2 separate regions of the Homo sapiens genome follow, and region 1 is linked to region 2. The links are chromatin loops, found by intact Hi-C in ENCODE. Cell type or tissue: ascending aorta. All regions are shown on one strand.

The links. A loop is a pair of places that touch in the nucleus more often than their neighbours do. Peaks named below come from ENCODE experiments on the same cell type or tissue, not always from the same donor. Only the 100,000 strongest peaks of a DNase experiment are listed, where the experiment ranks them.
Region 1: a loop joins it to region 2, with 2.4 times the contacts of the local background. A loop is called at or near these places in 49 of 110 quality-filtered maps.

What each region holds. Positions count from the first base shown.
Region 1 is chr4:113,378,782-113,386,781 of GRCh38, forward strand. ANK2 (ankyrin 2) reads left to right here. Exons shown (of 46, transcript NM_001148.6): 46 at 2,676-4,955. The coding sequence ends at 2,690. Among named protein-coding and RNA genes, the nearest start is that of MIR8082, 230 kb to the left of the region's middle. RefSeq lists an enhancer at 6,697-7,426. In ascending aorta, no CTCF peak of the experiment used is centred here; a DNase peak (open chromatin) is centred at 4,560; H3K27ac peaks cover 2,649 bases.
Region 2 is chr4:114,066,875-114,074,874 of GRCh38, forward strand. No RefSeq gene overlaps it. Among named protein-coding and RNA genes, the nearest start is that of ARSJ, 91 kb to the left of the region's middle. In ascending aorta, a CTCF peak has its summit at 4,333 (motif pointing left); no DNase peak of the experiment used is centred here.

The sequences.
Region 1 (8,000 bases), 690 kb before region 2:
TGAGGCACACTGGTCTGCCCAGGTCTCTGTTATGGATTTGATGTATAAACTTGGGCACTGTTCCACAGATCTACTCTGGCTTCTCACTGGTCCTCTAACAGCACTGTAAGTATTGAGATTAATAAAATGTGCTCAGCTTCTCGGTGAAAAGACACAATGGAAATCCAAGTTACAATTGTGCTTCTCACTTCATTGAAAAGGGAGAAAGATTGTCATTCAGAGTATGCTACAGAACTATTTTAAGCCTTTAGAACATAATAATTAGAACAGCAAAATTAAAGGTTCTGTCACAATTCCACCCACCAATCAAATGGGAAAAGAGCAGCAGCTAGGAATTTAAAAGAGTGTAATTGCTCTCTCAGAACTTAAAAAATGCTACATGAATTAAGGATAAAATGCCTTTTATACTCTCAACTTTTAAGTCTTTTATTCAATTATTCAGATGAAACCACATAATCCACGCATGCACTAACATCATGGGCTCTTCAAACAGGAATAGATTTAGAGATCAATTAATCCAAAGTTCTCAATTACAGCTGGTGAATTTGAAGCCAGGAATATAGACAACTCCATAGAGTTTCCACAGCTAGTTAGTTATGGAAGCTAGTTAGTTACAGAACTCTATTTATGATGTACAACATTTATTTTATACATTGTTAAAGATATCATATACATGTGCATATTCAGAAACACATTGGCCTACATTTGCCTACACAGAATATCACGAAATGTCCTATAATGGAGGCTTAACCCCTGGCATCAATGCTATAAAGGCTTCTACTAGCTTTTAGCAGAAATAGTCAGAAAAGTGCCTTTTTGAAGAAAAAAAAAATGGCTGCCGCGTATTTAGGAAAACATCAGATTTCAATCATTGGAATCAAATTTGACCTTTTCATCAGCAAGAACAAATTTAAGTTTGCTTCCAGATGCAGAACAATTCATATAGTATTAAAGGAAAAAGGGGAGTAGAAGAACATAAGGGAAGAAGGAAGAAGGAAACAAGGATGTCCAAAAAAAAGCTGAAAGTATTTTAGCTGAAGTAAGTTATTTTTAAAAATCAGGATGATCGTAACAAATGCATAGAGGTATTGGATGATGGCAGAACTTCCAACTTCTGAACAATGAAAACATAAGGAAAATGCTGGGTAAAGCTACAAAAACTGATCATTTCCTATGGCGGTTTTAAGTGTAGATGCATAGTGTATGGTTATGGACTCAGGCTCTGGAATCTTTGACTCTTGGTCCCACTGTGTGCTAATTCTGTTATTTTTTGTTTGGACTATTGCTTAAATTCTCGGAGATTCAATTTCTTTATTTGTTATACTAGTGTCTGGCCCATACAACACATTCGTCAAATACTTGTGGAATGAGGACCCGCATTTGGAAGTGTATAGTGAAAAAGGCTGCTCTGCCTATGGAGTAGCCATTTTTTATTCCTTTGCTTTCCTAATAAACTTGCTTTTACTTTACTCTAAAAAAAAAAAGAAGAATATATAGTGAAAAGAATTGAGAATGAGCAAATTACTTTTAAGTACAGTTACAGGAAAATATTAGTATGACTTAAAATTAATATGACTATACAAAAGTTATAGCTCCTGGCCCAATGTGGTGGCTCACACCTGTAATCCCAACACTTTGGGAGGCCAAGGTGGACAGATCATCTGAGCTCAGGAGTTCGAGACCAGCTTGGCCAACATGACAAAACCCTGTCTCTACTAAAGATACCAAAAATTAGCTGGGTGTGGTGGCACACACCTGTAGTCCCAGCTACTCAGGAGGCTGAGGCCAGAGAATCGCTTGAACCCGGGAGGCAGAGGTTGCAGTGAGCCAAGATCGCACCAATGCACTCCAGCCTGGGTGACAGAACGAGACTCCGTCTCAAGAAAAGGTGTTATAGTTCCTTTTCTCAAGTAACCACCAGTCTTATAAGGGAGGCAAGTAAACAACAGACTGTTAAATGGCAAGAAATACACAAAATGAGCAACATATGTGAGGCTTGGAGAATCCGGAGGAAGCAGTTGTCTCTCAATGGCTTTTCTCTTTTCCCCTTCCTCCCCCACCATCTCCATATGAAGCCTTAGAGACCTGGGCAGATCTTCATCTTTTGTTGGGAGCCACCTTCTTATATATTGATAGACTAATATTTTAGTTTTTAAAGACATATGCCTCATAAAAAACTTCTCTGAAAACATAATTTTGGGAAGTTTGGGTCAGGGTATGACTGTAAGGTTTAAGCTGGCAGCCAAGGTGTTTCAAATAAATTAAAAAAAGGTTTTTTTAGCCTGTCAAAAGGTACTTGTGGTACTATTTCAGAATTAACCAAACTCTATTAAGTAAGGGCTACTTAATCAAACCATGAATGATTTTATGGTTAGTTTTTGAGAAGATCAAATTAAAGCATGGTTTCATTTATTTTAAATTTTTCTTAAAGATTTAAAAAATACTCCTTGTTCCAAAACACATTTTAAAAAAATCTCATGAATCGTTTGAGAGAGGGGAGCCATGTTTAAAAGAAAGACACAAAAAGATGTCTATAGTTTGTTATGCTAATAGTTTGCTGTGGAAACATCTAAAGGTAAGACATTAGGTACTCAGTGTAATGGTCACCTTCATTCCTAACAGCTGCCCTCTGGCAGTGAAAAGAGCGTAATTCTCTCTTGTCTGCTTTTCTCCAGGACAACAATGAGTAAAGCCATCACACAGAAGAGGGCTGTGGTGAAGGACCAGCATGGAAAACGCATTGACTTGGAGCACCTGGAGGATGTACCAGAAGCACTAGACCAGGACGACCTCCAGCGCGATCTCCAGCAGCTCCTTCGGCATTTCTGCAAGGAGGACTTGAAGCAAGAGGCCAAGTGAGGGGCTGCCCAGTTCTCACACCAGAAACCACACATTCACTCAATATGCAGCTTCCTGTTTCAGTAGGGGAGTGACCTAACTGGCCTAATTAATGGGATACCCCGACATTTCCACTGTTAGCAAATATACGGCATTTTGCTTTAGTTTTCCCCCATCCTCTTTAACTATAAAGCTAATTTGTGACCAAAGATGGCATCCTTCATACTGGATGCTGTATCCAATACTTTGTTGTGTCTGTGCTAACCTGGGAACTGGCCACCTCCATTGTTCTTTGCTTCTGCACAAGATCCATGAAAATCCATTGATCAGAAGAACTTCACCTGCAGACCTCTTCAAGTGACACTATGTAGGAATCCTTCCAAGGAATATCTATGTACAATGTATATAGCTGAAATGCTCAGATGAACAACATATTAAAATTAAAACCACTGCCTATTGTAACTACACTGGGCATCAGAATAAAAGGCCTCTAGAAATTGCTGAACAATGGTTAATTAAGATATTGCTAACACAATCGAGTGATAATACAGTTTTACTGCAAAAGAAGCACTTCAAACCTATTATGTCCTTAGAACTTCCAGAGTAGCCACTGCTCCCAGTTAAAGGTGGGTCAGTAGCCTTGCAGAACTGTCCTGAGAAGTTATTGCTGGTGCTGGCCAGCCATGGCTTAGGACTCCAACAGCCACTCTGAGGGAGGGGAGAAGGGAGCAGAGGCCACGCAGAATGAACCGATGGGGTATTCAGTTGCTGGCAGCTACATTGTGTGGCATTCTAGCATCTTCAGGTCTTTAGATCTTGGACAAGTTGGCAGGGTATTTTAAAAGCTATAACTACTGTAGTTTTCCAGTTTTCATTGCTGCTTTAGCAAACCACGCTGTCTTACAGTGGTACTTTCTTCTGGCCACTGCACTGTAGATAATTCATTGGAAACAAGATTTACCCACTACATAAAAGGTTAAACTCCTTCAGTATGTTGGAGTGGTTTCTTTTTTTTTTTCTTTCTTTCTTTTTTTTCTTCAGGTTTATATCTTCTCTAATACCTGCATGTGGCGTTTAAAAATCAAGACCACGGTCAAACCCCTCTTCTAATCACATTAATTGTTTCCATTCTTTTTACCCTGAGTGAGCACTTTTCACTTTCCAGCTAGGTCTGTTTTTCAGCTTGCAGACAAGATTGAGAAATCCTTGAAAATTTGGTTTTGGTTAAAATTTTTGGTTTATTTATTTGAAATCCACACTCCCTTGGAAACTCTTAAGTGCATTTGTGCACTTCTGTTTGTTTGTCTCAAAGAAGGGACTGTAACAATCTGAGTAATTTCCATGTCCTCTTCCTTATTCCTCTAGTGGTTGAAGCTGTGTAGCATTTTAACATATATATATTCACAAATATATTCATATAAACAGTATACATTTTGAATCAGTCATTTGTTAAAGAAAAGTATATTCAATGAAGATGAAATTTAAATAAAAAAGGACAGAGTCTATCCTCCAGGGATTGAACATTTTCCAATTATCTGGTCTTTTCCTGTTGTGCAAAAATGACTCATTGCTCCGAATGTCAAAAACAAATGCGACAAACAATGGCACTTCATCATTTAAAGTAATGTTGCCAAGAGAAAAAATTTCCTGGGAGGGAGGTTTCCCACAAGCCAAATCTCCTAAGCCTCAAATGCTAGCACTTTTTGGCAGTTGGATAGGAAATGAGACATTCTTTGGCAGCCAAAATAAGAGAGGCCGATGGTGAAACTTTTTGAGACACCCTATGGCCTTCTTGTCAAAACCTTCACTGGAGCTCAAGAAAAGCATTTCTGTTGTGTTATTTGCAGTGCAGATGATGTCTGTGTAACAACATAATGGTTATTCACCTTTTTTTGATTTTGATTTTTGCTGTGTTATCAAAAACTTGAATACTGTGAGAAGAAGTGAATTTTCAGTTGACGAATCAGCATCTTGTTCCCATGGTGATAACACTAATTGAATATATCTATGAGGGCATGTATTAGTTAATGGAAAAAAAAATACAACACTAACAATACATAGCTGCAATGTGTACAATGGCTGATTTAATTAAATAAAATGTACAAGTGTTAAATGTGGCAACGGTGATTTGTTCTTCTTTATCATGAATCTGTGATTTCAGGAGAATAAGAGGTTTTAAAAAGTTGAGCTAGACTTGAAACCAACAGAAAGACACAAATTGCTTTTTTTCTTATGGTTTTTATTTAGTCGCTGAATATGCTATATGCCTGGCACTGGATTAAGCACTGGGATAAATAGATTTTGCCTCTGCCCTCAAGAAATTCTTATTGTTCTTGTTATGCAAAAGAAGAAAATGAGGATTTTTGTTTTGGATCACTACTAAATGAAAGAAAATAGGAATTTGGGGACTTGCAGGGGATGAGAAAGGGTAAGTGGGATTGGCAGCACAGCAAGACTGGTTTGGTTCTCTCCCATGAGGCCATGGCTGTCACTAAATACTTTCTGTCTTTGGGAACAGCAGTTGGCTCTGGAGTTTTCTTTCTGTCTTAGAGCCTGAGAATTTAAAATTAAATGGATATATTAATATAAATAAAGACAGGGTAGGACTATGGAAAATCAAAATCAGTTGTGTGTGGAGAGTTTTGTTTCATTTTTTGAAAAATCCCTTTACTGTTGCTTTAATATTTTTTACAGTAAAAACAAAACAAAAAAGACATGATTTAGAAATTGAGTAGGTTTTATTTAAATCTTATCTGGTATGAGACAGGAAGCTCACTGGATCTGATTTCTATCCTTGGTTGATTTACAGGTCTTCTGAACTTAAAATACCAATTATGCTTGACATTTTTCAAAGAAAACAGTTAAAAATAATTCCAAAGTAGGAGTGTCTGTGTGATCATCTCTCTCCTTCTCATTTGTTTAATGTGCTGTACTTTCTACTTACAGGAACTCTGGGCTTGTGTTACTTTGGGTTTGATTAAGGAAATCAAAGCATCAGAGAAGATTCAATGTCTTCTCATGTTTAATTATTTGCTGTGCAAAACCCATTTTTGTAAAAGAACTTCAGTGAGTCATATGCCGTTTTACAGAAGTATATTTAAAGGTAGGGTGGGGGAAACTTCCAGACTGAGAGAAGATTATGCACCACTCATAAATCATTTGTATTAGTCATGAAGAGGTGAAAGTGACATATAAGCACTCGGAAACAGGCTTGAATTGAATTTGAAATTAGTTTGCTCGTGGAGTCACTTGATTTCTGTAAGCATGGAGAGTCTGGGTGTGGGCAAGTAGTCAGGCAAATGAATAAATCAGATAAAGAGAAGTTAAACGTAGGTCTAGTGAGAACCAAAATCACTACGAGGTTCTCCTGAATAACAGAATAAAAATGAACTGCTTGCTTTCATCATGCTCTAAAAGAAAATATTTCAAAGTCTATGTCTTTGGTTGCCACCTCTGCTTAAAAACTATATGCTCCTTCCTTCATTTAAGGTATCATTTCTCTTTCTAATCTAATTGAAGCTAGAATTACAATCATAGACTGAATCACCAAAGTAAGAAAATCTTTTAGATATCTGTGCGGTGGGGATGGAGGGGGCGATGTCCTGAACACAAATTAAAATACTCCTATTGGGTTATACTCAGGCCTTCTGGGAAAAACAAAAGTACTCCCTGGCTTTAAATTAGTTCCACAGTATGAAGTAAATAGTGCATATGGATAGACTTTGGATGGAGCTATTATCTATGGTAAACAGAGACATTTGGCAGTGGCACATGTAATATTTCAAGAGATGTCTTCAGTCACTGGAGACATTCAGTTGTTCAGTTCATGGAATGTTTCCATGAGGCAATGTGACAAATTGGTAAGTGTGTTATCTTACAGTAAGACCTGGATTGGAATCAGTCCAGCTCTGTCTAGCCCCCTTCCATGACTTTGTAAAGGTTTATCGACTGGATGACAATTTCCTCATCAGTAAAATAGGAGACACTGCTACTAGCCTTGGATGCATCTCACTGCTCCAGGCAGGGAAGGTCAGCCAGCCCTGGCCTGTCTGTCACTCCTTAGTGTAGAAGAGCCCCTGTTGTGCAAGTATCCTTGATGTCCGTTCATTGTGGATCCCTGTTTGTGACCCTCTGCCTCTTTGTGTAGGAGTCAGCCTCGGGGTAGGTGTTAAAGGCATTAGCTTACCCCTGTAGGTTAGAAAATACAGTTAAATCTTTTCCTATTATAATGAGAATCACAGGGATGTTGTCAGTTAAGCCCTTCGATTCACTTCCCATTTGGAGGAAGGACTCTTCAGGATCTCTTTCTGTTTCTTCAGTGGGCCCTGTATTAGTCAGGGTTCTCTAGAAGGACAGAACTAATAGGATAGATATGTATACGGGGAGTTTATTAAGGAGTATTAAATCACATGATCTCAAGGTCCCACTATAGGCTGTCTGCAAGCTGAGGAGGAAGGAAGCCAGTCCGAGTCCCAAAGCTGAAGAACTTAGAGTCCAATGTTTGAGGGCAGGAAGCATCCAGTGTGGGAGAAAGATGTAGTCTGGGAGGCTAAGCCAGTCTAGTCTTTTCACATTTTTCTGTCTGCTTTATATTCTGGCCATGCTGGCAGCTGGATTAGATGGTGCCCATCCAGATTGAGGGTGTCCCTGCCTTTCCCAGCCCACAGACTCTAATGTTAATCTCCTTTGTCAACACTCTCACAGACACACCCAAGATCAATACTTTGCATCCTTCAATCCAATAAAGTTGACACTCATTATCAACCATCACAGGCCCTTATAACTCGGTTCTGGTTTCCATTCCTTTTTCTTCCCCCACACTCTCTATTTTGAGGTGTTCTTTTTTTCTTACCTGTCAAAACTGACTACAGAATTGGAGAGAGTCACTCAAACTCCCCTACTGAATGGCTATGCCCCCATTAGCAGCAGGTCCTCCACAGCTGCTACAGAGCATTGTGGGCAGGGTCTGGGCTTGACTGGAGGTGGCTATGGACACCTCAGCTGCCTTTATGATGTGCAGAAAAAACTGAATCATGATATCCACAAAAAATACACATACGCATTGTGCCAGTTTTTCCTGGCTGTTGATCAGAACTCAGACCTCGTCTAGGCTGTGCTACAGAACTCACATGGCACTGGTACAGCAGCAACTTCTGGATGAA
Region 2 (8,000 bases):
GTCATAGGCTCTTGGGAAATCTCCTTTTGACAAGCAGCTATTAGCTTGCCATGGAATCTTACTGAAATTGAATGCCTGGCCAGTGAAGGCCTTGTGACTTTAATCTAATAGTCTTCACTTTGGGATGGGTCAACTTGGACTCTGACTGTAGGAAGAGCCCAGTCTATCTCTCTTGTAAAATGCAATGAAAATAAAATAGCCAAGAACACAGCTGGCTTGGCTCCAGCATCGTCTCAGCTTTACATTTAAAAGTGACAATTATCCTTTTGAGAGAAGCTTTATCGCTTATTCAGACTTCTAAAATAAAGTAACCAGCTCAACAGGGCTCTCAGTTCACAAAGATTCCCCTAAATGCCTGTGCCTCACTAACTGTTAAACCAAACTAATACTGTTGAGTGTTTAACTGGCCTCCTCAAAAATCTACTGAAATAATTTCTGATTTTACCCTCTGTCACCTCTTCTGGTTCACACATCTTGTAAGATTGGTCACTCAATGTGGCTGTCACCTGAAAGTAGTTATTTTCCCTTAATCATTACTTGGGTGTATAGTAGGTTGAATTGTGCTCCCCTAAAATTCATGTATATCTGGGACCTCAGAATGTACCCTTACTAAGAAAAACCATCTATGCTGATGTACTTAGTTATGGATCTTGGGATGAATTCATCCTGGATTTGAGGTTGGCCCTAAATTCAAAGAATTTTAGACCAATATCCCTGATGAACACCGATGCAAAAATCCTCAATAAAATACTGGCAAACCAAATCCAGCAGCACATCAAAAAGCTTATCCACCATGATCAAGTGGGCTTCATCCCTGGGCTGCAAGGCTGGTCCAACATACGCAAATCAATAAATGCAATCCAGCATATAAACAGAACCAAAGACAAAAACCACATGATTATCTCAATAGATGCAGAAAAGGCCTTTGACAAAATTCAACAACGCTTCACGCTAAAAACTCTCAATAAATTAGGTATTGATGGGACATATCTCAAAATAATAAGAGCTATCTACGACAAACCCACAGCCAATATCATACTGAATGGGCAAAAACTGGAAGCATTCCTTTTGAAAACTGGCACAAGATAGGGATGCCCTCTCTCACCATTCCTATTCATCATAGTGTTGGAAGTTCTGGCCAGGGCAATCAGGCAGGAGAAAGAAATAAAGGGTATTCAATTAGGAAAAGAGGAAGTCAAATTGTCCCTGTTTGCAGATGACTTGATTGCATATCTAGAAAACCCCATTGTCTCAGCCCAAAATCTCTTTAACCTGATAAGCAACTTCAGCAAAGTCTCAGGATACAATATCAATGCGCAAAAATCACAAGCATTCTTATACATCAATAACAGACAAGCAGAGAACCAAATCATGAGTGAACTCCCATTCACAATTGCTTCAAAGAGAATAAAATACCTAGGAATCCAACTTAGAAGGGATGTGAAGGACCTCTTCAAGGAGAACTACAAACCACTGCTCAACAAAATAAAAGAGGATACAAAGAAATGGAAGAACATTCCATGCTCATGGATAGGAAGAATCAATATTGTGAAAATGGCCATACTGCCCAAGGTAATTTATAGATTCAATGCCATCCCCATCAAGCTACCAATGACTTTCTTCACTTAATTGAAAAAAACTACTTTAAAGTTCATATGGAACCAAAAAAGAGCCTGCATTGCCAAGTCAATCCTAAGCCAAAAGAACAAAGCTGGAGGCATCATGCTACCTGACTTCAAACTATACTACAAGCCTACAGCAACCAAAACAGCATGGTACTGGTATCAAAACAGAGATATAGACCAATGAAACAGAACAGAGCCCTCAGAAATAATACCACACATCTACAACTATCTGATCTTTGACAAACCAGACAAAAACAAGAAATGGGGAAAGGATTCCCTATTTAACAAATGGTGCTGGGAAAACTGGCTGGCCATATGTAGAAAGCTGAAACTGGATCCCTTCCTTACACCTTATACCAAAATTAATTCAAGATGGATTAAAGACTTAAACGTTAGACCTAAAACCATTAAAAACCCTAGAAGAAAACCTAGGCAATACCATTCAGGACATAGGTATGAGGAAGGACTTCATGTCTAAAACACCAAAAGCAATGGCAACAAAAGCCAAAATTGACAAATGGGATCTAATTAAACTAAAGAGCTTCTGCACAGCAAAAGAAACTACCATCAGAGTGAACAGGCAACCTACAGAATGGGAGAAAATTTTTGCAATCTACTCCTCTGACAAAGGGCTAATATCCAGAATCTACAAAGAACTCAAACAAATTCACAAAAAAAAAAAACAAAAAACCCCATCAAAAAGTGGGAGAAGGATATGAACAGACACTTCTCAAAAGAAGACATTTATGTAGCCAACAGACACATGAAAAAATGCTCATCATCACTGGCCATCAGAGAAATGCAAATCAAAACCACAATGAGATACCATCTCACACCAGTTAGAATGGCAATCCTTAAAAAGTCAGGAAACAACAGGTGCTGGAGAGGATGTGGAGAAATAGGAACACTTTTACACTGTTGGTGGGACTGTAAACTAGTTCAACCATTGTGGAAGTCAGTATGGCGATTCCTCAGGGATCTAGAAATAGAAATACCATTTGACCCAGCCATCCCATTACTGGGTATATACCTAAAGGAATATAAATCATGCTGCTATAAAGATACATGCACACATATGTTTATTGTGGCACTATTCACAATAGGAAAGACTTGGAACCAAGCCAAATGTCCAACAATGATAGACTGGATTAAGAAAATGTGGCACATATACACCATGGAATACTATGCAGCCATAACAAAGGATGTGTTCCTGTCCTTTGTGGGGACATGGATGAAGCTGGAAACCATCATTCTCAGCAAACTGTCGCAAGGACAAAAAACCAACCACCACATGTTCTCACTCATAGGTGGGAATTGAACAATGAGAACACTTGGACACAGGAAGGGGAACATCACCCACCAGGGCCTGTTGTGGGGTGGGGGGTGGTGGGAGGGATAGCGTTAGGAGATATACCTGATGTAAATGACGAATTAATTGGTGCAGCACACCAACATGGCACATGTATACATATGCAACAAGCCTGCACGTTGTGAATACGTACCCTAGAACTTAAAGTATAATAAAAATATATATATAAAAGAAAACACAGGGAGATTTGGACATAGAGAGACACACAGAAGCCCATGTGAAGATGAAGGCAGAAATTGGAGTTATGTTGCCATAAGTCAGGGAATTCCAGGAGCCACCAGAAACTGGAAGAGTCAAGGAAAGATTCTTCCTTAACACTTCAGAGAGAGCATGTCCCTGTCTATTTTGTACTTCTGGCCATCAGATCAAGGAAAGAATAAATTTCTGCTGATTTAAGCCACCAAGTGTATGACCATTTGTTATAGCAGTCTTAGGAAACAAACATACTGGGTAATAATAAAGAAGAAGGAAAGGAGGGTGCTATAAATGAATTTTGAAAATTTGGAATTTCAACCTGTCCTTTCCAGGGTATGATGCATCTTTCTTTCCCCTAACTGCAACCCCAGATTGGCCTGGTCATGTACCTTTCAGGTACAACTTGGCCAAAAGTGGGGGCATAGTGTATTCAAATTCAGTTCTGGCTCAGCCATCTGGAGTTTGCTCTTGGATTGACGTGGTCCTAGATCATACAAATAATGACCACTTGGTTGAATATACCTGCTGGTAGAGTTCTTCTATATAGAGACCCATGAGGGCCAAAGCAGGAAGCCTGATGTCTCTCTGTGAATTTTATAAAAATATTATCTGTGGCACCAGCTGCTGAAGGTGGTATAATCAAAGCTTAGGAATGGATGCGGAGAGGTGGTCGTCTCTACTCAGTGCACCACTGTGGACTTGGCAGCAGATCTTCCCATCAGGACTGAGAAGCATGAGCTGAAAGTGACCTCTTCTCAGGCTTCTGCAGCAGCTCCACCCCACTGAAGGTGAATGTGTACTGGGGGAGGGTTGTTGTTGTTTTTTTTTGTTGAGACAGAATCTTGCTGTGTTGCCCAGGCTGGAGTGTAGTGGGGCAATCTCGGCTCACTCCAAGCTCCGCCTCCCAGGTTCACGCCATTCTCCTGCCTCAGCCTCCCCAAGTAGCTGGGACTACAGGCGCCCACCATCACGTCCGGTTAAATTTTTGTATTTTTAGTAGAGACGGGGTTTCACCGTGTTAGCCAAAATGGTCTCGATCTCCTGACCTCATGATTGAGGGAGGGTTTTTTTTTTTTAATGCATCTCTATTGCCTCTTTTCCTGCCCCTACATGCTATTTCTTACTCCTAAATGCCATCTACTGGAAGAACCCTGAATTACATCACCATACAAAGTTACGCTGCTACCACAGGCAATGTCTGAGAAAACCATAGCACAAACCTATCTGCAACCAAGGAACATGTACAGAGCCTTGACACCATGAAAGCACCCAGAAATGAAGCCAATAAATTATACACAGCACACACCACAGTAATACCCTCAAGGGAAAAAAGAATTAAAAATCAAGAAGCTCCTTACAAGCGATAGCAAATCAAAAAAAAAAAAATCAGTTATCTCAGATGAGAAGAAACCAGTGCAAGAATTCCAGCAACACAAAAAGCCAGATTGTTTCATCATCTCCAAAGGATAGTTCTCAAGTAATTCATCCTATCTGGAATGAAATGTCTGAAATGACTGGTATAGAATTCAGGATGTGGATGGCAAAGAAACTCAATGAGATCTAAGAGAAAATTGAAATCCAACACAAAGAAGGCAGAAAAATGATCAAAAAATTGAAAGACAACATAGCTATATTAAGAAAGAACCAAACAGAACTTAGAGAATTGAAAATTTCACTACAGAAATTTCAAAATACAATTGGAAGCTTTAATAACATACTAAACCAAACAGAAGAAAGAATTTCAGACTTTGAAGACAGATCCTTCAAATCAACCCAATCAGGCAAAACCAAAGAATGAAGAATTTAAAATTATGAACAAAGCTTTAAAGGAATATGGGATTATGTAAAGTGACCAAATCTATAACTTATTGGAATTCCTGAGAGCGAAGAGGAAAGTAAGCAAATTGAAAACATGTTTGAGGATATAATTCATGAAACTTTCCCCAATCTTGCTAGAGGTTGACACGTAGATACAAGAAATCCAGAAAACTCCTGTGAGATACTGTACAAAATTACTATCCCCAAGGCACAGTCATCAGACTATCAAAGGTCAATGAGAAAGAAAAAATCTTAAAGGCAGCTAGAGAAAAAGGTAATATTACCTATAAAAAGAAACCCATCAGATTAACAGCAGATTTCTCAGTAGAACTTTATTAGTGTACCATTTTTAGCAATCTTAAAAAAGGAAATTCCAACCAGGAATTTTCTATTCCTCCAAACTAAGCTTCATAAATGAAGGAAAAATAAAATCTTTCTTAGCCAAGCAATCACTGAGGGAATTCATTACCATGAGGCCCTGTAAGAGGTTTTTAAGGGAGTTCTAAACATGGAAATGAAAGAACAATATATGTTACCACAAAAGTACACATAAGAACATAGCCTACAGACTCTATAAAACAACTACACAATAAAAACTACAAAGCAACTGGTAAAAAATACCACAAGAAAAAAAGCTCACATATCACTATTAACCTTGAACATGAATTACCTAAATGCTCCACTTAAATGACATAGATTGGCAAATTGGATAAAAAAAAACAAGATCCATCCTTCTCTTGTGTTCAAGAGACCCATTTTACATGTAATGACACCCCCAGGCTCAAAGCAAAGGGATAGAGACAGATCTATCACACAAATGGAAAACAGAAAGGAGGAGTGGCCACTTTTCTTATATTAGATAAAGTAGACTTTAAACCAACAACAGGAGAAAAGAAAACAAGAAGGCATTACATAATGATAAAATGTTCAACTCAACAAGAAGACTTAATTATCCTAAATATATATAGACTCAAATTTGGAGGGCCTAGACTTCTAAAACAATGACTTCCAGACGTAAGAAAAGATTTAGACAGTTACACAATAATAGTGGGGAACTTCAAAACCTCACTGACAGCATTAGACAGATCACTGAGGCAGAAAACTAACAAAAAATTCTGGGCTTAAATTCAAGACTTGACCAATTGGATCTAATAGAAATCTACAGACTATCCCACCCAACAACCACAGAATACATATTATTCTTATCTGCACATGGAACATACTTTAAGATTACCACCTGCTCAGTCATAAAGCAAGTCTTAATAAATTTTAAAATATTGAAATCATAACAACCATCTTGTAAGACCACAGGGAATAAAAATAGAAATCAATACCAAGAGTAGCTCTTGCAGCCACACAAATACATGGAAACTAAACAAGTTGTTTCTGAGTGACTTTTTGGTAAACAACAAAATTAAGGCAGAAATGTAAAAATTCTTTGAATCAAATGAAAATAGAGGCACAACATACCAAAACCCCTGGAATGCAGCAAAAGCAGTGTTAAGAGGAAAGCTTATAGTGCTAAAAATGCCTACATCAAAAGATAGAAAGATCTCAAATTAACAACCTAACCTCATATCTGAAGAAAGTAGGAAAACAAGAGCAAACTAACCCCAAACCTAGCAGAAGAAAAGAAATAACTAAAGTCTGAGCAGAACTAAATGAAATTCAGACCAATAGAATCATACAAAGTTTCAATAAAATAAAAAGTTGGTTGCCTTTTGAACGGATAAACAAGATTGATAGACCGCTGGCTGTATTAACAAAGAAAAAAAGACAAGAGATCCAAATAAGCACAATCAGAAATGACAAATGTGACATCACAACAAATCACACAGAAATACAAAAGATCCTCAGAGACTACTATGAACATGTCTATGCACACAAACTAGAAATTCTAGAGGAAATGGATAAATTCCTGGAAACATACCACTTCCTAAGATAGAACCAAGAAGAAAATTAAATTCTGAACAGACTAATAACTATTAATGAAATTGAATTGGTAATAAGTAACCTACTAAGCAAAATAGCCCTGGACCATATGGATTAATAGCCAAATTCTACCAGATGTACAAGGAAGAACTGGAAACAATCCTACTGAAACTAGGATAAAGGGGGAGAAACTTCTCCCAACCTCATTCTGTGAAACCAGTATCATCCTGATACCAAAATATGGCAGAGACACAACAAAAAAGAAAACTATAGGTCAATCCTCTGATGAACATAGATGCAAATATCCTCAACAAAATACTAGCAAACTTAATCCAGTAACATATCAAAAAGTTAAATCACCACAAGCCAGCTTTATTTCTGGGATGCAAGGATGGTTCAACATAGGCAAATCAGTAAATGTGACTCACCATATAAAACAAATTAAAAACTAAAACCATATAATCATTCAATAGATGCAAGAAAGCATTTGACAAATCCAAAATCCTTTCATAATAAAAACCTTCAACAATCTAGGCATTGAAGAAACAAATCTAAAAATAGTAAGAATGATCTATGAAAAACCCACAGCCAACATCATACTGAATGGGCAAAAGCTGGCAGCATTCTCCATAAGTACTGGGAAAAGACAAGATTTTCCACTCATTACATAATAGTATTCAACTTAGTATCGAAGAGCTAAGCCAGAGCAATCAGGCAGGCAATACAAATAAAAGGCATCTAAATACAAAAAGAGGAAATCAAATTATCTCTCGTCACTGACAATATGATTCTTTATCCATAAAACCCTAAAGATTCTGCCAAAAGACTCCCAGCCCTGATAAATGAATTTGGCAGTGTTTCAGGATACAAACTCAATGGATAAAAATCAGTAGCATGTCTATACAACAATAATGTTCAAGCTGAGAACCAAATCAAGAACACAAAACCACTTACAGTAACCACATGCAAAAATAAAATACCTGGTATTACATTTAACCCAGGAGGTGAAAGACTTCCACAATGAGGAGTAGAACATACTGCTGAAAATATTATAGATGACA